Linked DNA regions of Mus musculus: region 2 is linked to region 1. Evidence: chromatin loops called from intact Hi-C (ENCODE). Cell type or tissue: left cerebral cortex. All regions are shown on one strand. Links, peaks and the distances in the headings refer to the core of each region. The heading gives the core; the rest is flanking DNA.

Evidence for each region. Hi-C counts contacts between places; a loop is a spot of excess contacts. Peaks named below come from ENCODE experiments on the same cell type or tissue, not always from the same donor. Only the 100,000 strongest peaks of a DNase experiment are listed, where the experiment ranks them.
Region 2: it touches region 1 in a loop (5-fold over the local background); 6 of 42 quality-filtered maps call a loop at or near these places.

What each region holds. Positions count from the first base shown.
Region 1 is chr8:94,997,235-95,007,608 of GRCm38, forward strand. It overlaps Adgrg1 (adhesion G protein-coupled receptor G1), which reads left to right. Exons shown (of 14, transcript NM_001198894.1): 2 at 5,205-5,279; 3 at 6,017-6,439; 4 at 7,980-8,112; 5 at 8,519-8,666; 6 at 8,966-9,097; 7 at 9,588-9,704; 8 at 10,036-10,081; 9 at 10,331-10,374. The coding sequence starts at 5,216. Among named protein-coding and RNA genes, the nearest start is that of Adgrg3, 15 kb to the right of the region's middle. In left cerebral cortex, for the core only: a CTCF peak has its summit at 4,624 (motif pointing left); DNase peaks (open chromatin) are centred at 3,612 and 4,630; H3K27ac peaks cover 3,056 bases.
Region 2 is chr8:94,869,346-94,879,719 of GRCm38, forward strand. It overlaps Dok4 (docking protein 4), which reads right to left and starts at 6,967. Exons shown (of 9, transcript NM_053246.3): 1 at 6,786-6,967; 2 at 1,515-1,723. The coding sequence starts at 1,580. In left cerebral cortex, for the core only: a CTCF peak has its summit at 5,145 (motif pointing right); DNase peaks (open chromatin) are centred at 1,380, 1,895, 5,167 and 7,001; H3K4me3 peaks cover 2,449 bases; H3K27ac peaks cover 578 bases.

The sequences.
Region 1 (10,374 bases), core at 1,163-9,162:
TAGGAAGAGGAAGCTGCAGAATGGTCAGCCACTGAGGCCTTCTAAGGGCACCTTTTGTACCCACAGGTCTTCTGCTGGGCTGGCGCTCAATGCCCACAGCTCCCCTCCCTCAGTTTCCCCATGGGGCAGGGCTTGGCAGAGGGTATTGCAGCTCATGGATGTTGGCAGGAAATCACAAGAAGGTGAGACCTGTGCTAGCTGAGTAGTCCTATATAGCAAGGCTGGGTCTAGATGGTCCTACCTACAGCCATGCTCAGTGTGGTAGCTCAGGCCTATAAACCTGGTGCCTGACAGACTGAGGCAGGGGGATTGCTATGAGTTCAAGGCCAGCCTGGGCCAAGTGCGAGACAAACAAAAACAAACAAACAAACAAACAACACAGAAAGTGAGCCTTGCCTTAGTGGGTAAGACCTGGGAACCTGCCAGCCTCTAGGACAGGTGCCAACTTGATTTTTATTATCATGCAGTCTAGACAGATTCCTGAAGCCTGAAGTCACGGTGCTGCCCTGTGACCCCAGTGCTCCCTCTCAGTGAGGGGTAGGTTCCGAAGGGGTCAGCTTGCTTGGGTGTCAGTCTCCCAACTGTGGAGTGGGGGGCAGATGCAGAAGGCAGAGCCCAGCATTTACCCAGAAGCTGGGGACATAGCCCAGTGAGCCCTGGCTGAGTGGGGAAGGGTAATGCAGGTCTCCTGGGTCTGGTAAACAGCTCCTTTGAAGATGTGGCTATGTGGTGCTGATAAGTGAGGAGTTGTACTGATGAGCCAAGCCTGGAAGGATCCCCTTAGCCCTGTGCCCCACTCCTACTCTAGCCTTGGATGTGTGTTTGAGCCACCTCCTCCGCAGAGATTGGAGTCCACGCCAGCCATCCTCCCGTTCCTCTTTACCCAGTGCTCACTGCAAGTGCACACTCATGGGCTCCAGGACACACACACACTTGCAGCTCTGCACGTTCATACCGTGAAGGCTCCTATCATCTCCCATCCTCTCCCCGAGTTTCCATAGCTCCCAAGGAACACATTCTACAACTGTACAAAGTAGCTGATGGTAAGCTGAGGCCACTTCAGTTTCCCCAGATAGGCCCTGGGTCGGTCACAGGAGACTCAGACCTGGAAACTAGTTAGCTCCTGCCTTCCTTGATCTGGCTTTATCTCCATCTCTTGCCGGAGGCCCCTCAGATGACCAGCTCCCTGCCAAATACTGGGAGGCCATATATCATGTCGTGGGGAAGGGACAGGGATCAGGAGAGGCAGGCTGCCTTTGTCTCTTGTCCACATTTTGTTCTTTCACAGCTGAGTAAATCCAGCAGACCCTTGCCTGGCTCCTGGGTACCCCCTGGCCCCCATGGGTGGCCTGTCAATCACTGGATACTGCCAAAGCCAGACTCTGGGCCACACCTGAGCTGTGGTGCAAGGATCCAAGCCATGTCCTTCAAAGTATCTTTCCTGGGGTTGGTCCCCATACACTAGCAGTTTGGGGCAACTCTGATGAAGCCAGCCCTTATCAGGGAGGCTCACAGGGCCGTATATGGCTGGGAGGAAGTTGGATACTCCTGGTGCCTTGGGCTTTGAGCAGAAGGTCACAGTGGAAATCTGTCATTCAGAACTCAAGAACACATCCCAGCAAAGACCTAAAGCTATGACAGATGCCCTTAGGATAGCTAATTTGTAACCGTAGTGGGTGGAAAGGGGTCCCGCTCAACATGTGAGGTGACAGCCCAGGAAGGGTTAATTTAGAGCTCTCTTAGTCCCGTTCAACTTCCACCTCCATCTAGGAGGAAATGGGTTTTCCAGGAGCTGGTGGCGTCTAGGTGACGCAGGTCCACATAGGATGGCAGGGGAAGTGACTCAGGCCTCGGGAGAGAAAGTGAGCTCTAATATTGCTGCTGCCCACCATGCTGGCCCTTTCCCTAGCAACCAATCATGCTAGGAATGGTGGGGGCTCACACAGCCTTAGCCCCCCTCTATCTTGTGGAATCCCTGGGGACCCTGTGATTTTATCCATTGTATCAGGCTGGCTCAGCGTGTTCTGTTCTTAGCATGTTTACGGGAAGCTGAGGTCAAGAATAACAGCCACTCTGAAAGGGGTTGTCAGTCCAGCAACTTCTGTCTAGGCTGGACTTGCCTGCTTTGTGCCCGTGACCTCTGTAGCTCCTGCTTTTCTCTCTTTGGGGGACCCTAAGCCAGGGGGGTGTGTACCTCAGGAACTTTTGAGGAGAGGGCTTGGGAGCAGCCTTGTGTGCTCTTGTGAGAGATGGCCTTTTTCTGGCCTCAGTTTCTGCATCTGTAAAATGGTAAACCCGGAACAGTACTCTGCAGATGTGGTTGTGACTATTGGGGTGGGGCTGCTAACATACCTTCTCAGTAACCATTGGCTCTGGCAGTGCTGTGGCAGGTGGCATTTGGTGGCTGAAGCCGGTCTGCTTTGCCGTTCTTCATCTACACAGGCCAAAGGTGGTCCCTAGGAGGTGGGCCTCTGCTGCTGGCTGCAGGGACTAGGGTAACCAGATCTTGGGATGCCTGCAGGAGGCACTAGGGTGCCATCCTATGATGTTGCTCTTACCCTTTGGAGTGTGAGGCTGGGTGGCAGGTGTGTGTGTGTGTGTGTGTGTGTGTGTGTGTGTGTGTGTGTGTGTGTGTATGTGTGTGTGTGTGTATGTATATATATATATGTAGGCCTGGGAGGGGGCTCAGGCAGGAATGTGCTGAATGGATAAATAGGACTCTTCCTGACCCATGTGGTGGTCCCTTAGCTATCTGAAGAGACCCCCCTCCCCAGTTGTTCTCCTTGTCCAGCTTCTGGCAGCCTGTGACATTCAGGGCCAGCTAGGAGGGAAGTTCTCTGGGTGGGGTCACAGCCTTCCCGATACTCTGTCCGGAAGGGAGGTTCATGTTCTAGGAATTTCCCCTCAAGTGCTCCGAAGGCCAAGCTGGCCACCTGCAGTAGACAGAGGCCTAAGGAGGGGAGCATGGGATAGAGAGTTGGGGGGAAGGGTCTGAGTCAGGGACGGAAGTGCACTGGTCGGAAGGTACACAGAGACAGTCTAACTTCAGTGGAACCCCATGTGCGCTCCCCACCCCCACCCCCAGTTCAAGGCCCTTTTTGATGAGTGGTAGACTTAATTCTCACAGTGACAGCTGAGGTAGGTTTGATTTGTAATCCTCTTTACAAGAGAAGGAAATGAAGCCCAAATATGGTGTAGTTAACTTAAGAGCACACAGCTAGGAAAATAGAGGGGCAGGGATTTGAAACCAGGTGATCTGGCTCTGGAGTCCACTCCACCAAGAAATCCAAGCAACCATCCTCCTCCTCCTTACCTCCCTCCTCCTCCTCCCCCTCCTCCCCTCCTTCTTCCTCTCCTTTTCCTCTTCTTCCTCCTTCTCCTCCTCTTCCTCTTTCTCTTTCTCCTCTTTGTCTTCCTTCTCCTCTTTCTCTTCCTCCTCTTCCCTCTTCTTCTTTCTTCACTTCCTCTTCTTCCTCCTCCTCAAACCCCAAGAATGCAGACAGGGGTGTTTATCCTCCTTAAAGTGACTCCACAAAGGTTCGAAGTGGAGGGGAAGTCCCTTGTTTGTGCTTGATCCCTTCCATGGGTTGCCATGGTGATCCAGCCTCACTGTGCCCCGCCCATGAGGCGGAGCTTGCTCCCTTCCCTGCCTCTTTTGTTCTCAAGGCCATTTGGGGAGAGTCAGTGCAAGACAAATGGCTCTGTCCTGTCCTGGACCCTGTGCTGACAGTGGTGGCCCACTGAGAAGGCAAGAGCCCTTCCTAGTTAGCTGTGTGACCACATGAAGTTGTTGGCTATCTCTGGGCTTCAGATCTAAAACGTCACAAAATGGAGATCGGATGGAAGTCTCAAGTGATTTGTAAGCTTCAAGTTAAAGAGAGGAATCTGTCTGGAAGAAGAGAGATTTGGGTTAAAGGTTGAATGGACAGTGTCAGGGACAGCAGAGAGCAGAAGGGAAGAGATGCTGGCCTTCTGCTGGCAGTTTGATGCAGGGAAACCCATGCCTCCATGGAGGGAGCACGCTCTCCCCTACAACTTTCCTGTTCTCCGTGCAGTGCTCTGGCACCGGATAAGGACCGTGGCCTCTGAAATTGACCTTCCCTTCTGCGTGTTTCAATGCTCCTCATGCTTGGGTGTATGGGACTGGCTCTCACTTGAAGGGCCCAGGGTGACCAGAATGAGACTGGTCCAGAAAGGAGACAGCAAGATCCTGCTTGAGCCACCCAGTGCTCAGTTTAACCTCTGCCTCTTCTAGGAAGCCCTCCTAGTTTTCCCCCCAAATTCAGATTGCCTTTGCTCCCTAGGTTTCCAGCCTTCCCTTTGCCTAATGGTGGAAGATGAGTGTCTGTCACTGTGGTCTGACACAATTCCCTACAGTCTGAGGGATGGTAGTCGGGGGTATGTCAGCACCCACTTGGCCACTGGGCCAGCTGGGAGGGCCAACAACGGAGGACATCGCCAGCGGTGGTATAGTTCATGTGGGTGTAGTGTAAAGAAGCACCCAGCTAATAGTGACCCATGGAGTCAGTATGGAGAGATGGAGCTGACCCTCAGGGCGGGAGCACATAGACTAAACCACACCTCTCTGCCACCAGCTTCTCAGGTCCTGGTGGCTGGCTCCCCCTAGTGGTCATGACAGGAAACATCCTTCCCTCCAGCACTTTTTATCACGTTCACCCTGCTGCTTTCCTGCTTCCGCCTCTGTACTAGGCTCTGTTTCCTGAATGAGGAGGGACTGTGCCAGTTGATGGCGTGTGGATAAAAGATTCAGGCAGTGGGGCAAGGGGTGGGGTTATCAAATGTCATTGTGACTGGTCCCAGGAGCAAGGTTCCTGTAACTACCTAGGCCTTAGGGACTGTGACACTTGGTTCCCAGGAAAAACTCAGATAGCCCGTTCATTTCCCTGCATCTCCTCCAGGCCTGGCAGATGCAGGATAGTGTTCAGGTGGATCTAGACAAGGCCCCTCGTGGCCCCTGGGCTCCTCTGTGAGCCACTTACACCTTGTGGCAGAGCAGCAAAAGGCAGAGCGTGTGGCCATGTCTATTTATAGCCTCTTGATGCTCTGGAGAGAAGCCTGACCATTACTTTGTGACCTTTAGCTCACTCCCATCCATATACAGGCCTCCCGCTGTGGCGCTGGCCCCTCCCCCATTCCCCTGTCCCCGTCCCCACCCCGGTCATAATGTTCTCACTCTCTTCCAGGTAGGAGTATAATGGCTGTCCAGGTGCTGCGGCAGATGGTCTACTTCCTACTGAGTCTGTTTTCTCTGGTGCAAGGTAGGCTTTCTTGGGGCCCAGGGTTTGTGGTGACTTTGTCTAATGCCTCCATGTCTGTGTGAGGGCTCTCTGTGTAAAGGATGGGTCTGCAAAGCAGCCCTGAGGGCACCTTGGGGGAAAACAGGCATCTCTTCCTTCTTAGATGCGGCTCCACAGAGCGAAACTTGGGATGGGTGCAGTCCTCTCTTCCTTTGCAGGGAGTGTCCTTGGACAGTGCACACGTGTGTGTGCCACAGTCTAATACAATCATGGTCTCATTAATTAAATAATTTGCATTAAACTTTGGCTTTTGACTTTGAAACAAAATCGCCCCCCCCCCCCCCCCCCCCCCCCGCTCCCCTGCAAGACAGGCTTTCTCTGTGTAGCCCCGGCTGTCCTAGAACTCACTCTATAGACCAGGCTGGCCTCGAACTCAGAAATCTACCTGCCTCTGCCTCCCAAGTGGTGGGATTAAAGGTGCACCACTGCCTGGTCTGAAACAAATTTTTTATCTTCACTTTTATCTATTTATTTATTTATTTATCTATCTATTTATCTATCTATTTATTTATTTGTTGGAAACCAGTAAGGTCTAGCAAGATAGATACATTGTTATACATTGTTGTAGACTGATAGATACATTGTTGTAGACCAATAGATACATTGTTGCAGACCCTTGAAATCTAGAGCCTTAGAATGTGTGTGAGTCCCAGGTCCTAGCCCCTGGCTGGTCCTGTTTATAGCCTCTGCCTCCTCAGGTGCACACAGTGGCAGCCCCCGAGAAGACTTCCGCTTCTGTGGCCAGCGGAACCAGACCCAACAGAGCACCCTCCACTATGATCAATCTTCAGAGCCTCACATCTTTGTGTGGAACACAGAGGAGACCCTCACAATTCGTGCCCCCTTCCTGGCAGCCCCAGATATTCCCCGCTTCTTCCCAGAGCCTAGAGGGCTCTATCACTTCTGCCTCTACTGGAGTCGCCACACTGGGAGACTCCACTTGCGCTATGGCAAGCATGACTACCTGCTTAGTAGCCAAGCCTCCAGACTCCTCTGCTTCCAGAAACAGGAGCAGAGCCTGAAGCAGGGAGCCCCGCTGATCGCCACCTCTGTCAGCTCCTGGCAGATTCCCCAGAACACCAGCCTGCCTGGGGCTCCGAGCTTCATCTTCTCCTTCCACAGTAAGGCTGGGGGGACATATGAGTGTGGGGTGGGAGTCACGGAAGACATGGAAAGCCCATGGAGGAGGACCTGGGTGCTGATGGCAGCTATTGTCACCTGACCTGGGTATCCTCTAGGAGGATAGGTGGCTGGGGAGGGGAGGATTGGACTGTTTTGCCTGTCCCTGTTATGATCTGAGATCTTTGTGATGACCATAGCATCACTTCAGCCATTAGGAGAGCATCTTAGCTACTTTTCCTCTCTATGATAAAACACTCTGCCAAAAACAACTTAAGGGAGAAAGGTTTCCTTTGGCTCGCAGTTCTACGGCACACTCCATCATGGTGGGGGAAGTCCTGATGGCAGGTGCTTGAAGCAACTGGTCATTAGCATTTGTAGTCAGGAAGCAGACAATGATAAATACTTCTGTTCAGCAAGCCTAGGGGATGGTGCTGCCCACTTTTAGGGTGGATCTTCCTACCTCGGTTAGCCTAACATAGATCCCTCACAGACATGGCTCCTGTCAGGCGGATGAGCAATATTAATTATCACAGAGAACAAGGGATGGAGAGAAAGAGATTATTACTTACAGGTCCTGAGGTGCAGTGCACACCTGGAGGTCATGCTTATATACACACAAAGGTCAGGACGCAGCGGGAGGAGGCTAGGGGGGAACATAACTTGATACATACCTGGGAATGTAACACTAGGAAATGTGAGCTCTGGCAGAGCCACTCTCCAGCCAGAAGGCCCAGCTTCTATTCAAAGTACAGGGGCTGGAGGAATGGCTTAATGGTTAAGAGCATTTGCTGTTCTTGTAAAAGATCCAAGTTCAGTTCCCAGCAGCTACAATGGGTTGTCCCCAAACATCTGTAACTCCAGTTCCAGGAGCCCCCACAACCTCCTCTGGTTTCTGTAGGAACCCAGTGTGTACACAATACGTGTTTATACACACACACACACACACACATTAATTAATATTAAATCATTAAAAAACAAAACACAGGTAGAAGCAACATAAACTGTGGGCATTCCGTGTACCCTAGTATCAGCAAAGAGGAAACTGGGGTACAGGGAGCTATGCAACTAACAGATTGGGGCTTTAGGATGTGAAGCTAGCAGCTGATTAGCAGGGACAGGGAGAATTAAGGGTTGGGGAAGCAGGGAGGCTGTCAGGGAGGCCTGGGGACCATGACCTTGTGGGTCAGGAAATGGATGCTTTCTCACTTGGGTCTCCTCCTAGAGACACCCATGTTTCCAGGGGCTCAGGTAGAGATGGCGAAGCTAGAGACTGGGAGATCCCCAAAGCTGGCACAATAACCCACATAATCACATAATTCCCGAGGAGATCTGCTTAGGCCTGGTCCCTCAGAGCCTTCTGTGCTCATGTGTAGCAGGCCCTAGGAGACACAGCCCCACTTAGCTGGCTTCAAGTATCTGTGATCTGTGGCCCCTCTGCCTCTTGGGCCCTTGGGTCCCTCTTCTGTGGAGTGCCATATGAGGGTTGCATAAGGCTGTATGCTGGCCGTGGGAACCTCAAGCAGTCTGTTGCCTTCCCAGATGCCCCACACAAGGTCTCCCACAATGCATCTGTGGACATGTGTGATCTCAAGAAGGAATTGCAGCAGCTTAGCAGGTACCTGCAGCACCCTCAAAAGGCTGCCAAGCGGCCCACCGCAGCGTTCATCAGCCAGTAAGTGTGGATTACCTAACTAGGGGATGATGGAAGGTCTAACCTGGGCTAGGAGGAACTGGGAAATCTTCTCTGAGGCTGGACCTTCCTCATTGGCTCCTGCTGGGTTGTCAGTAAAGACAGATACTAATGCAATGCCCGGCCTCTTCCCTACAAGAGACTCCATCCTGGAGTCTGGCACGTTGAGTTCCCGAGAGAGGTTTGGACATAGCATAAGTGGGACATAGGCATGAGCTGAATTCCAAAGTACTGTCCCTCGCTGCCACTCCCTTGAATCTGCATACTCAGCTGCCTGTGTCCTTTGTCCTCAGCACCCTCTCCTCTCTGTTCCTGTCTATCCTGTGTATCTAGACCATCACCACTACCCCCTTCCCTCTGTCACCTGCCATGTTCTCCCCCACACCAGGCAGTTACAGAGCCTGGAGTCAAAGCTGACCTCTGTGAGCTTCCTGGGAGACACATTATCCTTTGAGGAGGACCGGGTCAATGCTACAGTGTGGAAGCTGCCACCCACAGCCGGTCTAGAGGATCTGCATATCCACTCCCAGAAGGAGGTCAGTGCCCTAGGGTGGGGTGGGCTAGAAGGGCAGGCAGGAGCACTCCCTACAGCATAGCGGTAACCCTTGTTTTCCCCTGGGTCTGGGGACAATCCACAGCCCACAGGGAGAGCTGGTGTCTGAAGATCCAGGTTGCAAGACCCCACTGAAGACCTCTTAGCCTTTGCTCCTGCCACCCGACTCCCTGGTCTCTTGTGGGGTGGCCCAGAGCCCAGTGTTTAGAAGGGGGTTGTTTGGCGTGAGGGGGGAATCTGGGGTGTTTGCTGGGCCGGGAACTGAGGATCCTCGATATGCAGGAGGAGCAGAGTGAGGTCCAGGCATACTCGCTGTTGCTTCCCCGGGCCGTATTCCAGCAGACCAGAGGCCGTCGCCGGGATGACGCCAAGAGGCTCCTGGTAGTAGACTTCAGCAGCCAAGCTTTGTTCCAGGTACGGAGTCTCCTCTTACCTGCTCCTAGGGTAACTGATAATACACACACACACACACACACACACACACACACACATATGCAAATATATGTATATGGGTATATATATACATATATGTGTATATATGTATGTGTATGTATATATATATGTATACATGCATATATACATATGGGTATATACATACATACATACACACACACACACACACACACACACACACACACATATCTGACAGAGGGGTGGAAAGGTGGTAGCTAACCTACTCCAGGAGCCAAATACAGGCAGGAAGGGCCCTCCAATGCACAGAGCTCCTAGGAGAGGTGTGAATAGTGCTGTTCTCATCCAGTGTGAATGACCAGCAAGACCCTCAGAGCAAAATGTTAGGAGCGACAGTAGTCTAGAAAGGGTGGGCAGAGGCCTTCTTAGCTTTTCTTCTTCTCAGCCTTAAATCTCCAACCTGTCCCCCCTACCCCCAACCTCATCTATCTAGGACAAGAATTCTAGCCAAGTCCTGGGTGAGAAGGTCTTGGGTATTGTCGTGCAGAACACCAAAGTCACCAACCTCTCAGATCCGGTGGTACTCACCTTCCAGCACCAGCCTCAGCCAGTAAGTGTGAGCAAGCCAACCCCAGGGCAAGGGTCCCTTCCTGCTGGGTCACATGTCTGCTTCCTGTGTCTCCCAACCCACTTGTCTTTTATGGAAGGGTTGCCCAGCAGCCAGCTCCCAGATTGGGGGCGGGGGTGGGGACTGCAAGGTGGGTAGTGAGGTGAATAGGAAGGTTAGGCCGTAGGAGGGAATGCGGAGGGTGGGTGATAGAGGGAACATGAAAGATGAGCAAAGAGAACACAGAGTGGTCTATAGAGAGAAAACGCAGGGAGCTGGCTGTGGAAAGGAACAGAGGCTGAGTTATGGTGGCCCATGCTTCTTGTCCCCACAGAAAAATGTGACTCTGCAGTGCGTGTTCTGGGTTGAAGACCCGGCATGTGAGTAGGGCGGGGGTCTCTAGGGGAACAAGTATCTGGAGGAGGCATGGAGTTCTGTTGGGGTAGGAGAGAGGAGAAGCCCCAGGGATGAATTTCTGGAGAAGATGGGCGTAGGGGAAAGGTGCGACGGAGGCCAGGGATCTGCTGGTGGTGCAAAAGTTTGCACCAATGACCCAGTCTTGTGTGGAGTGCATGGTGGGTGGGGTCTTGAGGACTGGGGTTGACCAGGGTCCTGTGCTTTCCCCTCAGCAAGCAGCACAGGGAGCTGGAGCAGTGCAGGCTGCGAGACAGTG
Region 2 (10,374 bases), core at 1,227-9,226, 130 kb before region 1:
CCTGGACACAGTGGATACCAATCTGGGCCAGGCCACACCCCACCCCACCTGCCAGTTCTTCCCCTGGTCTGTCCACTTCTCTACTTGGGGTCTGGGAATCCTCCTGTAACAGGTCTGACACGGACCGCACAGGACTGTCCTGTTGCCAGCGCTTTCCTGGTAAGCCCTGCCCTGGCCAGAGCTCGGCTGGCCCCTGCGGACTTGCTGGATCTAAGCATAAGGGATGGCAGCAGGAATGAGGTCCCCATTCCCAAGGCCTCTTTGCCTGACCTTAGCCTTGCTCTTTGTTCTGTCTTGGAAAGAACAGAGTCTCTATAGGCTTGGGCCAGTGAGACTCTGAACATACCCAGCAGCCCTGCCTGCCTCCATCCACTGATGGCCCAGCTGAGAGCAGTGGACTGCTGGCCCTTGCCTGGACACAAGATGGCTCAAGAAGAGCCCCAGAACCCCAGGAGGAACAAGAATCACCCCCACTCTAAGGTGGCCCTGAGTAAGACAAGTGGCCCGTGGGCATCTGTCACCCTTAGGCTAGCCCAGCTTTAAACCCAACCCATCAAGGTAGCAGGGAGGGATCAGAGACTTGAGTCACCTGTCACCAAGGCTTGCTTTCCTGCTGAGAAGAGCCCCTCAGTGGAGGTAGGGGACAGCAGGGGATCAGAGGCTTCAAAGGGAGCCTGGAGCCCTACTCATGCCCCTGGGGATGTTTCCTCCTCTGGAAACCAGGATGGGGTAGAGAGAAGGGGTATGTGCCCTTCCAAGCCCCAACTCAGGGCCACCAACAACAACTCCAAGGAAAGCAGCCTGTCCCAGAGCAAGGGCCGTGGTGCCACCCACACATGGGGGAAGTGACAGCACCCCTCAGCCTCTCTGGCCTCAGCCCCTGATGTCCCTACCCCTACCTTGCAATGAGCCACTCTCCTTCCCAAACAATTCTTTAGCACCCAAAGCAACCAACCGCCTAAAATATGATGAGGGCAGGCTCTAAACACATTGAGACACGGGTGTGTGGCAGGGCGGGCAGGCAGGCTGGTGGAGGTGGGGAGGGTCACTTTAAAGAAAAGAGGACAGAAGAGGTGGGGAGCAAGGCAAGGGAGGGAGGGAAAGGGAGTGGGGATCAAGGGGAGGAGGCCCGGGAGCCAAAGCTGCTCTCCTCTCTTGACAGCCTCACTCTCCAGTCACTCCCGCTACCCGGTGGTGGCTGCCACCTCTGCTGCTGCCAGTGCCTCTGCCGCTGTGGCCACAACTTCAACAATAGCGGGGATGCCTCTGCCAGCCTGTCAGCTACCACTACTGGTCCAGTGGCCGGGATGCCAGCCAGCCCAGCTGGGGCGAGAGATGCAGTAGACGGAGGCTGGCTAGCCACATGCCAGCCAGCCAGTGTTGAGAAGCCTCAAACCACAGTCACACAGTACCCAGTGCTGGCGGGCGGGCAGCATGTCCCCACACACCATGCCTCCAGACCTGTCCGTCCTCAGGACTGTTTATTGACCAGGGCCCCTGCCAGGGTGGCTCACCCCGAGCTTCCTGCTCTTCATCTTCACATAGCCTTGCTTGACGATGTCGTTGAAATTGGTCGCCATGGTTGCCCCGCTGTCTTTGGGGTGCCGGCCGGGCTGAGTCCGGGAGGGGTGCCCAGGTGGCTTGGTGTCCCCCGATCACCTGTTTAAGACACTCCTCACCTCCCCCGCCTCAGCATTGTTCTAGCAGATCCTTCGCCCAGCTCCTGCCAGAAACCCAAATGACAGGGAGATTAGAGCCAGTGACATCTTTCTCTCCCCCTAGCTGTCTCCTTCTTTTTTTCCTTCCTCTTCCCACACTCCTCCCTCCCTCTGCCTGCCCGCCCTTCCTCCTTCTCTTCCTCCCCACCCCAGGACGGCAGAACCATTCAGGAAAAAGCGAGGTGGAGGCAGAGCAGAAAAATGGTCCAGCCCAGTCCCCTCCCTCAAGGCTGGGGCTGGCAGTTAACCCCTTCCTGGGATGGCTGCCTCCCGTTCTGCTTGCTGTGGAGGTGAAGGCAAAAGAAGGGAAGGAAGGAGGCGGTGGGGTTTTGGAGGAGCCTGGCCCCTCAGCTTGGTGGCAACTGGCCAGCCTCTTACAACTTCAGGGCAGACTTAGAGCAACTTGCCAGAGCACACACCCCCTCCTGAGGACTTCCAGGAAATGGTGAGGCGGGTGTGTGTGTGTGTGTGTGTGTGTGTGTGTGTGTGTGTGTGTGTGTCAAGAGATGGCCCAGGGTTCTGTACCTACAAAAGCCTACACTTCCATCCCACCACACTATACCTGGTTCTCTCCAGCCTGATGAGGCTGTGAGTCACCAGCTCAAGCTATTCAGACCCTGATCCTGGCCCCTGGACTCTTGGGCAGCTCTTCTGGGGACTGGCGTTTCCTGGGCAGGAGGGCAGAGTCCAAGGGGTGAGGCCCTGGATAAGTCTGAGGAGTGTGTGGGACTGTGGGCTGTGGCCTCTGAGGAAGTAGACATTTACCCTGGCCTTGGAGCTGGAAGGAGCAGGCCAGTCTGAGGGTAGGGACAGGGTCCCAACAGGACACTTGATCTGGCCGAGCCAAGAAGAGGTATGTTCTGAGCACGGGCAGGCATTAATTATATAAAGGATGACCCAGGGAATGGGATGTAGCCTAAGCAATTCAGGAAACTTGGGAATAGCAGGAGAGAACTGGGCTCAGTTAACACAGACCCAGGCAATCTCAGCCATGGCTCAATCTGACACCTTCATTCTATACACTGGTAAAGAAAATACCCCAGAGAGAGTAAGCCACTAGGCTTAGGTCACAAAGCAAGCCCAGGACACAACCAAAGATGAATGAGAAGTTCCCCGTGTGGAACACAATCTTGTAGCCCCCTTTGGCTTCCTGCCACCACCTAAGCTTTCTCTGCCATGAAGCCGCAATAGTCAGGGTTGTGCTCCCCACAAGACTCCCCACATCTCCAGGATCCTTGGGTGGCAATGCAGTAGCATTTCTGGGGTCAGCTGGACATCTGTGCTGCCAGAATGGGGCCCTAGGGCAGGCACGCATCTCAGTCTGCCAGCAGCTTGGTATTAATTAATCTCCTAGAGGGCCTGTCTATTGAGTCCCTAACAAGGAACAGATGGGACTCCATTGGGCACAGGCAAACAAGAGGTGGGGCAGAGGGGTTACCTCTCTCTTCTATGTAGTGACAGTCCCCTCAGCCCTTCACATCCTCTATCCCAGCTCCCATGTCCAGGATGTTCCCACAGCAAGTGCTCTGCCTCTCCCAGGTCTAATTGTCACCAGTCCTGTCACACCTGGGCTCTGGCAGCCAAAGAGGGGTCAGTTTTTCCCAGCTCTGTCTCCACCACCTCCCTCTGGTGTTGTCTTGACCCCAGGACAAGCTCCCTCCTAAGATGACCAGCAAGCTGGCCACTGGCGGCTGGTCCAGTTTTCCAACCTGTCCCCAAGAAGTCGCCAGGCCCTGGGATCTTCTTAGGTAGCCCAGACAACAAGGAATACAGCTCTCACAGGCTGTGCAGTCCCTCAGTTTTGGGGGGGACATTAATTTTGGGGGGGAGTAGGGGAGGTTGGGGGATGGGGATATTTTTTGTTTTTTTTCTCCAAAGGATCCAGGTAGAATCCTGATGATATATACATGCAATCCCAACACTGGCAGTAGGGGTAGAAATTCAAGGCCAGTCTTTCTCCTTTAAATGAGGAGTGAAGCCAGGAGGTAGCTCCATTCTCCAGAGCCTCCTGCCCAGCCCAGGCCCCCATTACAAACCAGTCTCCATAAACCCGATGAGGCTACTTCTTACTGGCTCCATCAGCCATCTCCTCTGTACAACCCGTGGTGTTCCCAAGAACACCCAACACTAGAATCACTGAAAAGTAACGTCTATGGGACAGCCCAAGACCTGCCTTCTCTGGTCTCATTCAAGTTCCCAGTTAGGTTGTAGACGCAAATACTGACCCAGTCCCAAAATGGAGTGCAAAGAGGGTTGGAAAGAGAGAGCATCAAGAGAGGGATCCAGGGCTGGTAAGATGGCTCAGTGGGTAAGAGCACTGACTGTTCTTCCGAAGGTCCTGAGTTCAAATCCCAGCAACCACATGGTGGCTCACAATCACCTGTAATGAGATCTGAAGCCCTCTTCTGGTGTGTCTGAAGTCAGCTACAGTGTACTTACATATAATAAATAAATAAATCTTTGGGCCGGAGCAAGCAGAGACTGAGCAAGTGGAATTGACCAGAGTGAGCGGAGCGGGGCCAACAGGAGTGAGCAGAGGTCCTAAATTCAATTCCCAACAGCCACAAGAAGGCTCACAACCATCTGTCAGTTACAGTGTACTCACTTACATAAAATAAATAAATAAATCTTTTTAAAAAAGAGAGAGAGAGAAAGATCCATGGATTTAACAGGCAACAGGGACCCATGCCTTACCTGCACCCCCTACCAAGACTTAGTACAAGATTTTAAACAGAAAGTAATCCCCAATCTGCCCCAAGCCCCCCCTCGAAGGCTCAACAGCCAATAAGTAAGGGCAGGAAAAAAAAAAAAAAAACCCTACCTATCCATGGCCACTACTAGTCTCTCACAGAGGGACAGATCCCTCCAAATGTGTGGCACCCTCAGCTTTGGACATGAAGTCTTTGAGTACTGTATACTAAATGGGCGAGATGGGTTTCCAGTAGCCATTCTCATGGTTTTAGGGTTAAGCCTCCCACCCACCTCTCCTCTATCCTAGTAGTATCAATGTGGATGGCTATTCCTGGAGGGATAGTAGCTGCCTTAGTCCAAGCTACCACAAACAGCAAAACTGGACAACACACACTGCTGCCCTTCCCAGCCAGGGCAGCATCCTGTAGGGAGGATACAGGAGGCGTTCTAGAGCCCTCCCTACCCACCTGCCCCATAGGCTGCACTAAATGCTCCCTCCCAGAACCCTGCCTGGAGGCCTTGGCTCGAGAACAAACACCACAGAGCCTGAGTCCTGCCTGGCCAGGCTGCCCCACCCTTGACAGATCTGATCTTATCAGGGCTGCAAATCAGCCCTACCTGGACACTATCTCACCGTCCTCGGTCTGTTTTCACTTCACAGCAGAGATTTGATTGCAGGTGGGTTGTCTCCACCTTAACTACCAACTGCCCCATCCCTGTGTGGTTGCTGTCTGCGACCAGCAGGGGGCGCTTCCATAGATCCCTAAGCCCCAGAAGGTTTGGTCCAAGGAGAGCCAGCCACAAGTACTGAACCAGGCAGAGCGAACATGGGGGGGTCAGGACATCTGAACACTCATGGTCCCCAGCAATGTGGTCCAATGCCTCATACCACTGCTGTCTGTTCTCCCCTGGTACCCTGCCACCTCTCAGTACATAAAGCCTTCTCAGTAAAGTTCACTGCGCTTGCTTTTTCCTGCCTCTAACTAAACTCCCTCCCATGGTCTCAAGTATATTCCACTGCCTCATTTGGAGCTCCGCTGAAAATCTGCCTCCTCCTTCAGGCCCTCCTGACACCCTGGCCTTGCTAATTAGCTGTCTCTCAACATCCAGTGTTTCAGTCTGTCACATGTCACTATGAGATTTGATGTTCCCGGTTCCTTCATCTGTCACTTGGCCATGTAGGGACACCTACAATGACAGTTCCCAAGCCCCTTCTATCTAGCTATAGCTCCATCCCAGTGACCAGGACACTGATAAAGGACAGAGTGGATGCCAATCTAGGGAGGGACACTAATTATATCTAGCATTGTCCCCATCCTTTCAACACCATTATCAGCTCTGCTTCCAGAGAGTGTAAGCGGCAGCGGGCTCCCACTTCTCCACATCTCGGTGCCAACTGGCAAGACCAGCAAAGTCCAGGAGAACCAGCCGGGTCCGTGATCCACAGTTTGTTCAAAGCTGCCTCAGGGGACTTGTGCTGCTGCTGACACTGTCTGAGCCTGGCTAGGGGCCCCACCTTGGCTGGGGTTGTTGGATGAGGTCACATCCAGCCTGGTGCCCTGCCCAGGAATACCCAGCACCCAGGCACAGAGACTAGCAGCAGAGCGAGAGGGACACAGCTCCTGGGACCTACCTGGGATACCTACACAGCAGCCTGCATTTCTCCGAAAAGGGCCCTCAAAGAATGTGCAGGAAGCGCAGCCCCTGGAGGCTGTTGGAATGTGCTGGAGCTGACACCTGGCCCCTGGCTGCCCTGTCTTATCAAAGCCCTCCATCCAAGTGTCTGGCAATTGTTTTGCTCCCACCGCTCCACGCAGGCAGATTGCACAGAACTCCCGACTGCCCAAGGCTCCACTCCGGTCCTTATGCTGTGACAGATAGCTGTCTCCAAAAGAATGTGTACAGACTCCCAGAGCCAGAGGAGAAAGGTTTTAAGGCAGGAGGCTGCTAGCCCGGAGGACTGCAATGAATAGGAATGCCACTTGCAGGTCGGATAGGCAGTAAAAGGAAAGTGTCTCTTGGAATTTGGGGAGCAGGAAGGCGAGGAAGGCTGCTTCCGGGAAGAGGCTCAGGGAACCGGGGATCTGGGTTTCTCTGATGGGTTACATGGGGAATACAGGTGAGGTAAGACTCACACCTGCGCTTCCTAGAGATGGGAGCTGGTTGAGGACGGCTCAGGGAGTTTCAGGGTCTCGCTGGCTTCGAGAGGCGCGTCTGAGTCCTCCTTCCTTAAAGTAGGACGCTCCCATAGCTGGGAGAGCCCGCGGGCTCCGGAGGTGACCACAGGCGCCCCAGGATGAGAGTTGCGGGAGTCTCACGTCTCGGTGAGGCCTAGGGATCCCCCCCCCCCCCCGCGCTTCGTATTCCCCTATTTACCTAGGCGCCGAGGCCCGGGCCGGGGCGCTGGCTCCGCGGGACGCGGGGCGGGCTCATGCCCGCGTCTCGGCGCGGCCGGGAGGGGAAGGTAGGGTGGCGGCGCGCGGCTCTGGTTGTAAGCTAGAAGTGAAGCGCAGCCGCCAGCTCCGGATCCAGAGGAGACTCGGGAGGTAGCTGGTTCTGCTGATCCGCGACGCCACGCCCCTTGAGGCCACGCCCCGCGCCGCCCTGGCGCCGCGCCACGCCCCACCGCCACGCCCCCGCCCATCCCTGGCATCGTGCCACGCCCCTTCTCGGAGCCACGCCTCGTCCCGGAGTCCTGCCAAAGTCTTATTACTAGGACAGAAATTTCCGCCTGGCAGTCTAGCCCTCTGCTCACTTCTAGTACCCACCTCAGTCGCACCAGCTCCTCCCTGAGCTCTAAAACTCAAACCCACGTGGTCTTGCATCTGCTGGAGGCTGAACCCTATATCAACTCCCAGTCCTTGAACCTCACCTCCCAACATCAAGAGTCAGTACCCTGCTAGACATACACTTTGCTACCATCCAGTCCTGCTCAGTACCTGCCCCACTTCCCCAATCGCACACTCAGCTGCACTCTGTGAGAGATTAGCCTAATGCATGAAGGAATCAAGAACCCAGTACCCACGCATGTATATCCCCTGCCCCGTATCCTCCCAACCCTACCTCCCCACCCCCTCTGCCGGAACACTAGAGACTCAGCCTTGTCCAGCAAAGTAAAGGAGCCATTTTCTGTCCGCTTAAAATGTCCCAGGATTGTCACTAAAGTGTGTGTTAAGTGGAAGCCACGGGGCTATAGGACAGGAAATGGCTTTCTTCTTCCTGGATGCTAAACTGAACCTCCTGACCTTCCCATGACCTCCTGACCTTCCCATGCAGCTTCCAAACTTGACCCTCTGCTTTACTTCAAACAGCAGCTCATAAAGTCCTCAGCTCTCAAGCCCTCAGAGTGAACTGCTTTCATCCTGGGACACTGCTAGAGAAGCTGTATGGCCACAGAGAAAAAAAGAGAGTTTCAACAAAAAGAGGCCTCTTAGCCTGGCCTAGTAGTACTTGTCTATAATCCCATGCTGAGGCAGGAAGCTGATGAGTTCAAGGCCAGCCTTAGTGAGATCCTACTTAAGAAAGAAAGAAAAAGAGAGGGGGGGAGAAAGAAAGAAACAAAAAGAAAGAAAGAAAGAAAGAAAGAAAGAAAGAAAGAAAGAAAGAAAGAAAGAAAGAAAGAAGAAAAGAAAGAGAGAGAGAGAGGAGGGGGGAGGGAAGGAAGGAAGGAAGGAAGGAAGGAAGGAAGGAAGGAAGGAACCTTCTCTAGGTTCAATCCCCTGAACTGCAAATTAATTGTAATAATATAATGAAATTTAGAAGTATCATCTCTAAGTGGGATTCCTAAACTTCATTCTCTTTCAAAATTTTTACTCAATATCTACTTCTACCCACTGTGCTAATTCCCTTTTCTTTCTTTCTTTCTTTCTTTCTTTCTTTCTTTCTTTCTTTCTTTCTTTCTTTCTTCCTTCCTTCCTTCCTTCCTTCCTTTCTTTCTTTCTTTCTTTCTTTCTTTCTTTCTTCTTCTCCTCCTCTTCCTCTTTCTCCTCCTTTTTTTTTGACACAGGATTTCTCTAGCAGTCCTGGAACTGGATGTATAGACCAGGTTGGCCTTGACCTGCCTTCTTCTGCCTCCCAAGTGCCACCATACCCAAATTTGTATCTAATTTTTGGCTTTACACTTATAAATCTGTTTGTAGATCCACATGCGGGTGGATGGTCTGACACAGAGTCAATCTGAGTCCCTGATGTTTTCCTACCCTGAACGTTAGCAACTTGAAGTCACCATAGGGAGTTTCTATATCCGCAAAAGTGTCCCTCTGCCCCCTTCCTTTCTCTCCTCAGTAACCCTGGGGGACATCTTGGGGTTCCCCATTTCTACAGCTGGTCGAAGGTTTCACAGCTGGAATCATAAAAAGTGTAATCCCTGGTGGTTTTTCACTTGGTAACTTTTGTTAGTGGTGACTGAACCCAGGGCCTCTCAGATGGTAGGCAAGGGCTCTACCACTGAGCTACATCCCAGCCTTAGTTTTTACTTTCTATTTCAAGACAGGCTCTCAATACCCAGACTGGCCTTGAACTTACTGCGTAGTCCAGGCCAGCCTTAAATGTGTAATCCTGCCTCAGCCTCTGGAATAGCTGGATTTATCAGTTATGTGTCCAGAGAGAGCATCTTGCTCAGTTTAGTCAAGCCACAGCATGAATCCATAGCTGCTTTGGTGGTTGTATTGTATTGTATTCCAGCATTCTGCTGTATGGGTGTACCACCATCTGTTTATTCATGCACCATTCAAGGACATCTGGGTTGTCTCCAGGTTTTCTGCTATGGATGTTGTGAATAGGTTTCTGTGTAAACTCATGCCATCCTTCTTGGGTAAATGCTACAGACATAGTTCTGAGCTGTGTAATTACAGGTTGTCACTATTTATTTATTTATTTGTTTGTTTGTTTGGCTTTTTGAGACAGGGTTTCATTGTGAATCCTGGCTGTCCTGGAACTCACTCTTTTAGACTACTTTTTAATTGCCAATGCAATAGTTATATCCTTTAACCTTCCTAGCTGCAACAAAGGAGTAATTTATCCCATGCTCTCCAGCATTTGATTTCATCACTACCTTTTCAGTTTGGGGGGCTTTGTGACAATGAAAAGTTATATCTCATTGTGGTTTGTTGTTGACTTTTGAGAGTTCTTAACATATTGGAAGTACTGGACCTCTTTTGAATATGTGGTCTGCAAATATTTTCTCTGTTCTTTACCTCTTACCATATATGTAATGTATTCTCTTCCCTACTTTTTCTGTGTATGTGTGTGTGTTTATGTATATGAGTGACCTATCTTCACACGTACCCAAAGAGGGCATCAGATCCCATTACAGATGGTTGTGAGCCATCAGGTGGTTGTTGGGGATTGAACTCATGGCCTCTGGAAGAGCAGTCAGTGCCCTTAACTGCTGAGCCATCTCTACAGCCCCCTGTTTTGTTTTGGTTTTGGTTTTGGTTTTTTAAAGGATTTGGGTGGTGTGTGTGTGTGTGTGTGTGTGTGTGTGTGTGTGTGTGTGTGATTGTACGTGAATGGCACATGTGGGTAGATGCCTACGGAGGCCAGAAGAAGGTGTTGGATCCCTTGGAGTTGGAGTTATAGGTGGTGGTGAGTCACTCATTGAGCGTGGGAACCAAATTCAGGTCCTCTGGAGGAGCATTGAGAGCTCTTAACCACCGAGGTCTCTCAGCCTCATCCTTCCCTACTCTTCCCTTTCCTTCCTTTCTCCATCCCTCCCTCCCTCCTTCCTTTCCATCATTTCTGTGCAAGGAACCAAACTCAGGGAATGCGGTACCACTGAGCCACCTCCCAGTTCAACTGATACTCTTATAAAACAAAGCCATTTAAATTTTTATAAGGGGCATATTCATTTTTCCTTTTGAAGCCAGTCTAGAAAATGCATTTTCTTTTTATTTCACAAATTTCATAATTTTCGATTTTACATTTAGATCTCTGATCCTAAGGGAAGCATGGCAGCACGTGCCTA